Regions from separate parts of the Homo sapiens genome. Here region 1 is linked to region 2. The links are chromatin contacts, found by Hi-C or POLR2A ChIA-PET in ENCODE. All regions are on one chromosome and are shown on one strand. Each heading gives the region's core, a stretch centred on a gene start or an enhancer-like site at or near the end of the contact. The rest is flanking DNA. Distances are from core to core; before and after follow the strand shown.

Region 1 (5,410 bases), core at 1,667-4,166, 34 kb before region 2:
TCTTAGGTTCCCACAGGCACCATTTACACCTAAACTTGAAAGATTCTTCATCATTGGAAATGAAAATGGGCCATTGAGAGGCTAATGACCTTCTCCCTAAACCTGATATTGTTTTTCAAGCACATATACATTTTGTCAAGTATTGGTAATTTATTGTCCTTTACTCCATTATATGCTGGCCCCACTCTTCAACTATTTGACTTTTCTGCCATGTTAAAGAAAGAGAAGGCTTTCTTTATTATCTACCTATATTTACTTGCTAAAACCATCCAGGCCTTGGCTATAGAAGAGTTCCTTATCTGACTTTAAATAATTAAATTTATTTCTTTTTCTCATTCTCTTGCGTTAGATTTAACAAACATTTGGAGGATCTTCTAAGTATATGACATTGAGAATACTGTGGTAGGCTAAAGTGCCTGCCTACCAAAAGCTTGCAATTTGATGTAGAAAAAGTTAAGCAACTTTAATACAATGGGAAAATTGGTATAATGAAAATACATGTGAGATAACATTGAGACACATAAGGGAAGAACTAACCCAAGTTCATAATGTTCAAGGAAGTCTTCCTGGAGCAGATTATATATGAGCTGAAAGAATAAATAGGAATCAAATAGGAATCATCCAGTAAAAAAGGTTATTAAATGAAAGACTATTTTAAGTATTTATCAGAATATGAAAAAGCACAGAAAGAAGAAATTATGGTGAAATCAGTCTCCTGAAACTCATGCTGAAAAAGGAAGCCGGGGGTTCCCACATGGCAGTGCTGAAGAATGAGGCTTGTCTGGTAAGCAGGATCCTTCTTATGAGTGTCATTTTGTGCTTTGAAAGAATCTTGATGTTACTATCATTAAGGCCAGAAAGAGTACCAACTCTGACTCCTTGTGTCTAGATTTGCCAGCCTCAAGAGGCAAAGGACAGAACAATGACCTTTCAATGCTCATTTTCATTCCTGAAGATAAAATTACTCTCCTGATTTTCCATTCTCCCATGTTCTGTCTTCTACTTTGATGGCGCTGCCTGATAAATGCACTTCTGATTAAAATATGGCCTTATGAAAAGCAGGTTTTACATACAAGAAAAATGCAGAATAATTTAATAAAAGATAAATAAATGGATAGAGGTGGTTTATCTATATCTGAACTCAGATCCTGTCAGATTCTTTTTTAAAGGCCTCTGCTGGTATTCCACCTTCTAGAGCAAAAAAGGCAACAATGTTACTCCCCACCTCCCCACTCCCACTTACAACCTGCCCCACTTACCCCGCAACCTACTTGCAATGTGCCTTTCTAGTTTTGCCTCCACACTGTCCTCACAAAACCTCACTCTACAGCCATGCCTGATGTGTCACCATTCCTAAACTATACCACAAACAGGCCCTCTGCTATGATTTTGCCCATATTCTTCCCCAGGCTTAGAATGCATTACTTCACTAGTCTACCTGAAAAATGATTTTCTCAGGCTTTAAAATCTATCACAGTATCATCTCTGTTCTGGTCCATTTTGTGTTGCTGTAAAGGAATACCTGAGACTGAGTAATTTATAAGGAAAACAGGTTTATTCGGCTCACGGTTCTGCAGGCTGCACAGGCTGTACACTGCAATCTGCTCAGCTTCTGGTGAAGCTTTAGGAAGCTTTTGGTCAAATCAGAAGGGAAGGGAAGGAAGTGTGTTAGATGGTCAGAGAGGGAGCAAGAGAGAGTGGGGAGGTACTGGGTCTTTAAACAACCAGCTTTCAAGTGAACTCATTGCCACGGAGAGGGCACCAAGACATTTAAGAGCCATCTGCCCCAGTGATCCAAATACCTCCCAGCAGCCCCCTCCACCAACATTTAGGATCACACATCAACTTGAGATTTGGAGGGGACACACATTTAGACCTTATCAAGCTCCTAGCTTCAGCTTTCTGTAATTCTATTTTCATTCCTAACTCTACTTTCAGTCAGGAAAAAATTATTCTTTCATTATTCTTTTCATCATACTTTCTAATTCTACTATTTCTCATGCCACATTACACTGACAGGTGTTTGTGCTTCTGTCTCCCTTATTGGGTTGTAAGGCCCTCACAAGTAAAAGCTCCTTCTTATTCATACTCCTATCCCAGCAACCAGATGGAGACCACCAAATATTACATGCCCAATATATGTTTGTTCAGTGCTGGATTGACTTGAAATTAATCTTGTCACAAGAGAAGCAGTGAATTGGGCTCCCCATGCCCATTGGTTTTATTTGTTTACATATACTACAGAGCAATCAATCAACATTGATTTATAATTCTCCCCTGGGAATTATAAAGTGATTTTTGAAAGTATGGGGTAGTGTGGGGTGATGGTGGTGAACTTGGGTTGTACTTGTAAACAAGAGCCTGTAAGAAAACCTGATGCCTTAATAACTGAGGTGTGGTATTTTCCTTGCATCTATCTGGTGGCTATGTGCCTAATTTCTTTCTAAACATAGATCCTGAGTCTAACAGTGCCATCTATATTTCAAATCCTGAGTCTGTGGTGTTTTTTTCCCCCTCAGGTTTGGGAATACATTGGCGACTATGTCAATGAAGTCAGTGAGCATTGCTCATATTCTTAATGTGAGCCCTGAATATGACACCAGACCTGTGTCACTATGAGAACTAAAAGGAAAGTAAGACTAAAGACTCACTACAATAAACTGCCAGAATTTCCCCTTATCTGCATTTCACTGAAATGAAAAACTGTGCCCCTAGCAAAAATCCATTTCCAGCATGGCAAAGGCATAGGCTCAGCAGCTTCTCTCTATAATACTTTAGTAATGAAGCCCTTCTAGCTGGGAATCACATCCTGTCTGTCTGACTTTCACTTAGGAAAACATGTTTATCAACTCAAAGATGAATCATTGTGGCATTTATGTGAAATGGACAAGCCAGGGCTACATAGTTATTTTCCACTGCTATGGCAGCCTTTCTCTTCTATTTACAGCTGAATCTCAGCCCACTCCTGCTGAATAGAAAGTCTGGGCTCCTTCCAGACCTCCCAAATCTGATTATGGAGTCCTCCAAGGATATATCTGATTGGTATACACTACCTTGAGGGCCAGCTCCAGCTCAGGGAGAGTCTTGCTTCTCTGGTCTAATTTGTGTGTCATGGAGATGTCAGCCACACTGAGTCATGAGCAAACATGAGTTGAAGTACAAGGTGTCCTGAAACTACGCAGGGCAAAGCAGAGTCAGACTTCAGCTTTGCTGTCTTCTGACTCCTGATAATATACAAGAGATTTCAATTATAATGCTTCACGTTGACTTCTGTAATTTCTTAAAAGAAATATCTGTCTTTTGTGGAGCAGTATGTTGCAGTGGTTAAAGATGCTGCTGTGATCTGAATGTTTATGTGTCCTCAAAATTTGTATGTTCAAATCCTCACCCCTAAGATGATGGTATTAGAAACTGGGGTCTTTGGGAGGTTATTAAGTCATGTGGGCAGAGAACTCATGAATGGGATTAGGGCCTTTATAGAAGAGGCCTTAGAGAGACTCCTCTATGGATTGCCATGTAAAGTTAGAGTGAGAGGAGCTGTCTATGAGAAAGCTTGCCATCATCAGTGACTGAATATGCTGGTGCCTTGATTTTGGAATTCTCAACCTCCAGAACTGTGAGAAATAAATTGCTGTTGTTTATAAGACACCCCATCTGTTGTATTTTGTTATGGCATTCCAAATGGACTAAGACAAAGTCCTAGGTTTATCAATCAGAAAGAATTGGATTCAGATCCTGGCACTGTCCTTGAGCAGATTAATTGATGTCACTAAATGGCAGTTTTCTCATCTGAGAATTTTGGCTAATCTTAGTATCCACTCTATAGGGTGGTTTTAAAGATTAAATTGAATAAAATATATAAAAGGCAGAGCATAGACCCAAGTGTAATATAAGGGCTCAAAAACTGGTAGATATCATTATGAGTGTTATATTAAATGTCTTATTTCCATAGTAATCCAATGTTCTTTTAGCTGTCACTATCTTCATTCATTCTTCTTGTTTAGTCATTCCCTTAAGTTTAACTGTCTTCAGCAGGCCCCTTTATCTCAAATCTTCTCTTTCTGTTTGAAACAATCCATTTATCCAAAAGGAATAAAGAAAAAATTTTCTCATGTCTGAGAAGAAGCAGTAATGGGTAACAGTAACATTATTTTTTAAAACTCAAAAACTAGGCCGGGCACGGTGGCTCACGCCTGTAATCCCAGCACTTTGGGAGGCCGAGGTGGATGGATCACAAGTCAGGAGATCGAGACCATCCTGGCTAACACAGTGAAACCCTGTCTCTATTAAAAACACAAAAAAAATAAGCCAGGCGTGGTGGCGGGTGCCTGTAGTCCCAGCTACTCGGGAGGCTGAGGTAGGAGAATGGTGTGAACTGAACCCGGGAGGCGGAACTTGCAGTGAGCTGAGATTGCGCCACTGCACTCCAGCCTGGGTGACAGGGTGAAAGTCTATCTAAAAAAAAAAAAAAAAAAAAAAAACACACTCAAAGACTAACATATCATTAAAATGGAACCCAAAGCCCATTTAAGACCTGGTTGTGCTGTTTGTTTCTGTTTATTTGTTTGTTTGTTTTTTCCTACAGTTTCTAATTATTAACAACAGAAATGGACTTAAATTAGGCAGCTGGGCACTAAACCTTGGAGTAATTACTAATATGCCAGAATTTATAGGGTATTGTGTGAGAAGTAATATAAACAAAGTATAAAACTCAAAACAAAGAAAGCTATTTGTAACAATAGCTAAAAAAAAATCTATTTCTTCTTGCAGACATGACTTATACTTGGGTATTCAGCCATGCTGACAATCACCTGATGTTAGAATAAGGCCATGGGCCACCTGATGCTGCTAGGAAATGTTTATATTAGGAAATCTGATACTGCCAGCAACTTTGCTGAAAAGGCCATTTGGTATTCTTTTAATATCTTCAGTTTCATAGACTAATTAACCTGTCTACTTCTGGTCTTTCATCTATTTCTGGGCTTTCAATCTCATATCTTTTCATGCTGTAATCGCTGTATTTATTTGCTAGGGCTTCCAAATCATAAAATTTCATGCCACAAAATTCCATCCCACAAAATACCACAACCTCATTGACTTAAACAACAAAAATGCATTTTTTTCACAGCTCTAAGGCCTGGAAGTCTAAGATCAAGGTGTTGGGAGGTTTGGTTGCTCCTGAGCTCTCTCTCTTGTGACAGTCTCTTTCCTGCTGTGACTTTTTCCTCTGCATATGCACACCTCTCATGTCCCTTATAAGAAGAACTTATAAGGACAGCAGTCATATCAGATCAGGGCCCCAACCTTATGACCTCATTTAACCTTAATTACCTTTTTAGAGGCCCTATTTCCAACCACAGTCATATTGGGGGTTATGGAACACAATTCAGTCCATAAAAAGTCTTGCAGA
Region 2 (5,495 bases), core at 2,908-5,407:
GTGCAGGATCAGAAGTATTAATGAATTGATTTATTCTAGCCACAGCAGAGGGAGCTATCATTAACTCATACATCTCAGAGGTTTCTGGGTTTTTTTTTTTCGGTTTTGTTTTGTTTGAGGCAAAGACTCACTGTGTCACCCAGGCTGGAGTGCAGTGGCACCATCTCGGCTCACCGCAACCTCCGCCTCCCGGGTTCAACTGATGCTCCCACCTCCCCCAAGTAGCCAGGATTACAAGCGTGCACCACCATGCCTGGCTAATTTTTGTATGTTTAGTAGAAATGAGGTTTCACCATGTTGACCAGGCTGGTCTCAAACTCCTGACCTCAAGTGATCCACCCGCTTTGGCCTCCCAAAGTGCTGGGATTACAGGCATGGGCCACTGTGCCCAGCCCATCTCAGGGGTTTCTATGCAGCTTCTATTGTTTTCACAATGAATAACTTTTCTTTCTTTCTTGAAAACTAGTAATTTAGATTTAGATATCCAATACTCATTTCTCATGCATCTACAATACATAGTGTTTAAGAAACTAGATTTCGGACAGAAGTAGATCATAACTCCAGTTGCTAATAACAGCAGTTTACTAGCTGTGTGATCATGGGAAGACTAAACTTCCTAAGATTTTGTTCTTTATTGTTTAAGATGGGAAAAATAATACCCACATCATAAAGTTATAATGAGTATCAGATGCAACAATGCATCCATAAACCCCGGCACAAATTCTGGCATATGGTTAATGAAATGGCTCATGGAATACTATTGCCTATGTACAGATATTAGCATTGCTACTTTGTAGTTATGCAACATGTGGAAGTCACTTACCTTTCCTGTTTCTCAGTCTCTCTATCAATAAAATGGGGATACTACTACTTTATTACTTGCTTCAAGAAGCAAATGAATCAACATACATAGAGCATTGGAACAGGGTTTGGCACAAAGCAATAATAAATGCTTAACCTTATTCAATAATAATATATTCAATATTCAATAATCAGAAGTGCGTATCATGAAATAGGTATGGTTACTTTACTCACTACTGTTATGTGCCAGGCACTATCTTAGGCATTGGCGGCATAAGGTAAAAGACACTCTCCAGTTCTAAAATACTTAGTCTAGTGAACTTTGCATATTTACACATGACTATGCTTCTCCTCCAGAAATTAATACAAAAAGACAAGTCATCTTTTTGCATGTCTAGCTACATTTACCCAAAAGAAGAATTATCCACAACTCTTTAGTGATGGAATTATTTTCTCCCTCTTAATCTAAAGATATCATAAAACTACAAAAAGAAAAGGGCCAAGGGGAATCAGTGTGGAACATAGGAGCAATCTTCTCTTGTCCTGGATGGCGAACTGCCATTCCCTGACATAGAGAACATGAGAATCAAGTGCAACACCTTTCTTAATCTCATTTTTCAGTTTTCCATAGAATCATAAATGTTTCATATGATACCAAACGTACACCAAACAATGCCTAAAACTCTAATCAGCCCATGACACCAGCAGGAAACTCAGGACTGGGGCCACTAATGGGCTACAAGCAAAGTGTGTAGGGGAGAAAATGGTCTATTTAATTGGAGAAAAGAATCAGGATACAAAAGGTGGATAGACTAGGCTATATCTAACAAGATGGGCCTTAATCAATTAAAATAATGTGATTGGAGGACAAACCTAAACAATAGGAGGATATGGATTGGTAAGTAAAGAGACTTTCCAGTTTTAGGAACCCCCATACCAGTCAGTTTTGGCTGCTTGAACAATAGCAACAGTGACAACAACAGCAACCCAAAGAAGCCAGTGAGGTCTATCCTGCAAAGCCAGAACTCTGCAACTTAAATGCAAGTGCCAATACCAGGTTAGATGTTCCCTATTCAGTTATGAATACTGCACTTAAAGGGGGCCACTGATGGGCAGCAGAGCACTCCTCCATGCATTCAACTGGTATTTCCTGAGCACCCTCTGTTTTTCCAGGACCTTCTCCAGGCACTGGGGATTCAGAGAATAAGGTAAACATAGACAATATGGTCTCCTTGAAGCTTACTTTGGGGTGGGGTGCAGATATAAAATTAAACAAAATCAGCAATTTCAAAGGCTAAAAGTGTTATGAAGAGAATAAAATAAAGAAGGGTGATGGACAGGGAGTGACCAGAATGAAGAGGAAACAGAACTGACTAAGACCAGGTGGGTGACAAAGATCAAAAGACTCTTTCGAGGAGCTGACCTTTGATTGGGACCACCCATTTGAAGATGAAGGAAAAGAACATTCCAGGTGGCGGTGACAAGGGCAAAAAGAGAAGACTAATGTGTCTGAAAAGCAGGGGAAGAGGAAGCAGACAGGATACACCTGGAGGAGAGAGGGAGGCAGGGTCAGATCAGGTAGCATCTTGTAAGCCATGATAAGGAGGTGATTGTATTCATTGTATAAATAGCAGTCATTAAAAATATAAAGCTAAGGCCTGCCTGGTGGCTCACACCTGTAATCCCAGTGCTTTGAGAGGCTGAGGCAGGTGGATCACTTGAGGCCAGGAGTTTGAGACCAGTCTGGGCAACATAGTGAGACCTGGTCTCTACAAAAAAATAAAAATAAAAAATTAACTAGTCATGGTGACAGGCACTTGTAGTCCCAGTTACTTGTGGAGCTGAGGTGGTAGCATTGCTTGAGTCCAGGGAGTTGGAGGCTGCAGTGAGCCATGATCACGCCACTGCGCTCCAGCCTGGGCAACACAAAGAGAACCTGCCTCAAAAAAACAAAAATAAAAATAAAAATAAAGCCAAGATGTGACATGGTCTGATTCATATTTTAAAAAGATTTTTGGATTGCCATGTGGATAATAAATTGGGAGTAGGGGAGCAGGTAAGGCTGGAATCAACAAGAACAGTTAAATAATTTTTAGGGGGTGGGTGCAGCTGAGCAGAGTGCAGGTGATGTGTAGAAGATACAGAGAAAAATGTGCTCACGTGATGGGCCACATGAGGAATCATGCCTCAGGCAGAATGGCTGAAGAAAAAGGGCCTCATTAGCTGACAAAGAAGAACACTAGTGGACACCGATGACAGCTGCCTCCAAATCCTTATGTAGTTCAGTTCTGAGAAAGGGCCTCTGTGCCACGAAGGGTAGGCAGGCTTTATGTCAGTGGTGTGAAAGACTCCACATCTCATGCAGTGGAGCCCTCTGCTCCACTATATATAGACTACCTAACGTTGAGGATGCAGTATCTGTTTAACACGGTTGTTGTGAGGATTTATAAATTAATGTAAAAAAAAGACACCTACTTCATGAAAAGTACCTAGTAAATGATAGATTATAACAACTGTTATCATTAGGATTATTTTATTAGAAGAAAACTATTTTAGGGGGAGTTGCTTTTAACCACTTTTGTTTTTAAAAACTTTCAAATAATTTGATGAAATATATGACTTCTCCCCAGAAAATATATGCATGACATATACATATAGTACATTCATACTTACGCACACAAAATTTTGCATACAACTTTTAGCACTTAACAGAATCCTTTGAGAGCCCATCCATGAACCCCTTAGGAGAGCAGAGATCTTGAGAAGTTCTGTTCTAAAAGAAGGGAGTTAAGAAGCCTAAAGTTGGTTTAAATATAAGCTTGCTAACTAGTGGAAAATTAGAGCAGGGAAAATTTCTGGCCTTTCCGTTCTCTCCAAGGAGTTGTGCAGCAGCCTGGAGAGAGGAAATCAATGCACACACATACTAACAACAATCACAACAGAGGCAGCAGCATAAAAGAGACCATCCTGGCCAGGCGCAATGGCTCACTCCTGTAATCCCAGTATTTTGGAGGCCGAGGCAGGTGGATCATGAGGTCAGGAGTTTGACACTAGCCTGGACAAGATGGTGAAACCCTGTCCCACTAAAAGTACAAAAATTAGCTGGGTGCAGTGTTGGGAGCCTGTAATCCCAGCTACTCCAGAGGCTGAGGCAGGAGAATCCCTTGAACTAGGGAGGTGGAGGTTGCAGTGAATCATGATCGCGCCATTGCACTCTAGCCTGGGAGACAGAGCTAGACTCATCTCAAAAAAAAAAAAAAAAAAAAAAAAAAAAAAAGAAGACCATCCTTAAAGAACAGGCACATTACTCCATGAGTCAGAGCTATGGGCAAAGGGCCTTAAGGCTTTCATCAGAGAAGGATGCCAGACATTGGCATGACCCGTTCATTGTCCTTGTATCCTCCCTGAGCTAGGTGAGGGGAGACTTGCAGGGGCTACGGTGCCCATACTTCTGTGAATGTGAAATGAACTGGAGAAGTAATATTTGTTACTGTTATCCAAATGGACCCTGAGCTGTGGTTGCCTGGGAAGTCTGAGAATTACACATCTACTTGTTTGTGACAGAATGCAAACTCAGAGCCAGGTATGCATTTGTGCAATGTCTGACAACTCCCCAGACTATTGATTGAAAGATAAAAGGCATAAAAGTGCTGTGAGAGTCAAAGCAGGTATTTGGACTCTGACTCAACAATGAACTCTATAAAGATTAAAACTGAAGTGAAATACAATGTTTTGTACCAGTAATGTTTAGACCTTTAGACAAAGACTTGGCAGAGATATTGAAAAAGGACCAGAAACTTTGAACACAGTGTTTGAACTGGTGTGTGTGGTTGCTTTCTTCAAAAGAAATCTTACACAGAAATCCAATAAATTGCTTATAGGAGAGTTGCTCCCACAACAGTGGAAATGGGCACTCTCTCTACTCCACCTACTTGGCCTAAGGCACCCCCTCAAAACCTTTGGTTTCTCAGGATACAATTTGAAAACCACCAGATTTGGTGACTTCCAAGGGCCCTGCTAGACTGTCTGTGAATTTGGAACAACACTAAGTTGAGGTTACCTCAAATTACTTTATCTTTTCCTTAATTGACAGATAATTGCATATAGTTATGGAATACAATGTGATGGAAAAATACTGCATGATTTCACTTATATGTGGAATCTAAAAAAAGTCGAACTCATAGAAATAGATAGTAGAATGGTGGTTACCAAGCACTGGGATGAGGCAGGATGGTTTGGGGGGGTGGATAGGGAGATATTCATCAAAAAGTACAAAGTTTCAATTAGACAGGAAGAATAAGTTTGGGAGATCTATCATACATCAGGGTTACTACAGTTTTCAAATATATGATAATAATGTATTGTATATTTGAAAACCGCTAAGAGAATAAATTTTAAATGTTCTCACTATAAGAAAATGACTTTATCTTTGACTCAAAACTCTTAGACATACAATCATAGGGCATAAAGAGTTTTAAAATCCCACCAGAAAAATGTATACAGAAAAACAGAAAGCTTTGAGTTTGACTCAGGATGCCTCTCCCTGCCCTGGCCCAGCCCACTCCCCAGTCTACCTCCAGCATACCTCTTCATGGACTTTGGGGAGAGTTCCTTCTCTACTTCCTTCACAGGCATGCTGTAGGAGTCTACATTGTACTCGCTGTCATCGTCATATTCATGGTCTAGCAGTGTTC

Evidence for each region. A loop is a pair of places that touch in the nucleus more often than their neighbours do. ChIA-PET counts read pairs that join two places held with the same protein, here RNA polymerase II (POLR2A).
Region 1: a loop to region 2 is called in a map of prostate gland, with 2.0 times the contacts of the local background. The contact joins two enhancer-like sites. A Hi-C loop is called at or near these places in 1 of 168 maps with a recorded cell type or tissue (prostate gland). POLR2A ChIA-PET finds 5 or more read pairs at or near these places in 2 of 52 experiments (MCF 10A and T-cell).

The regions. Positions count from the first base shown.
Region 1 is chr6:123,088,882-123,094,291 of GRCh38, reverse strand. No RefSeq gene overlaps it. Among named protein-coding and RNA genes, the nearest start is that of CLVS2, 95 kb to the right of the region's middle. Within about 2 kb of position 2,916, at least 10 of the 41 ENCODE cell types and tissues checked have a DNase peak (open chromatin) inside an H3K27ac peak, as active enhancers do.
Region 2 is chr6:123,055,918-123,061,412 of GRCh38, reverse strand. CLVS2 (clavesin 2) reads right to left here. Exons shown (of 6, transcript NM_001010852.4): 5 at 5,387-5,495. Among named protein-coding and RNA genes, the nearest start is that of CLVS2, 62 kb to the right of the region's middle. Within about 2 kb of position 4,157, at least 2 of the 41 ENCODE cell types and tissues checked have a DNase peak (open chromatin) inside an H3K27ac peak, as active enhancers do.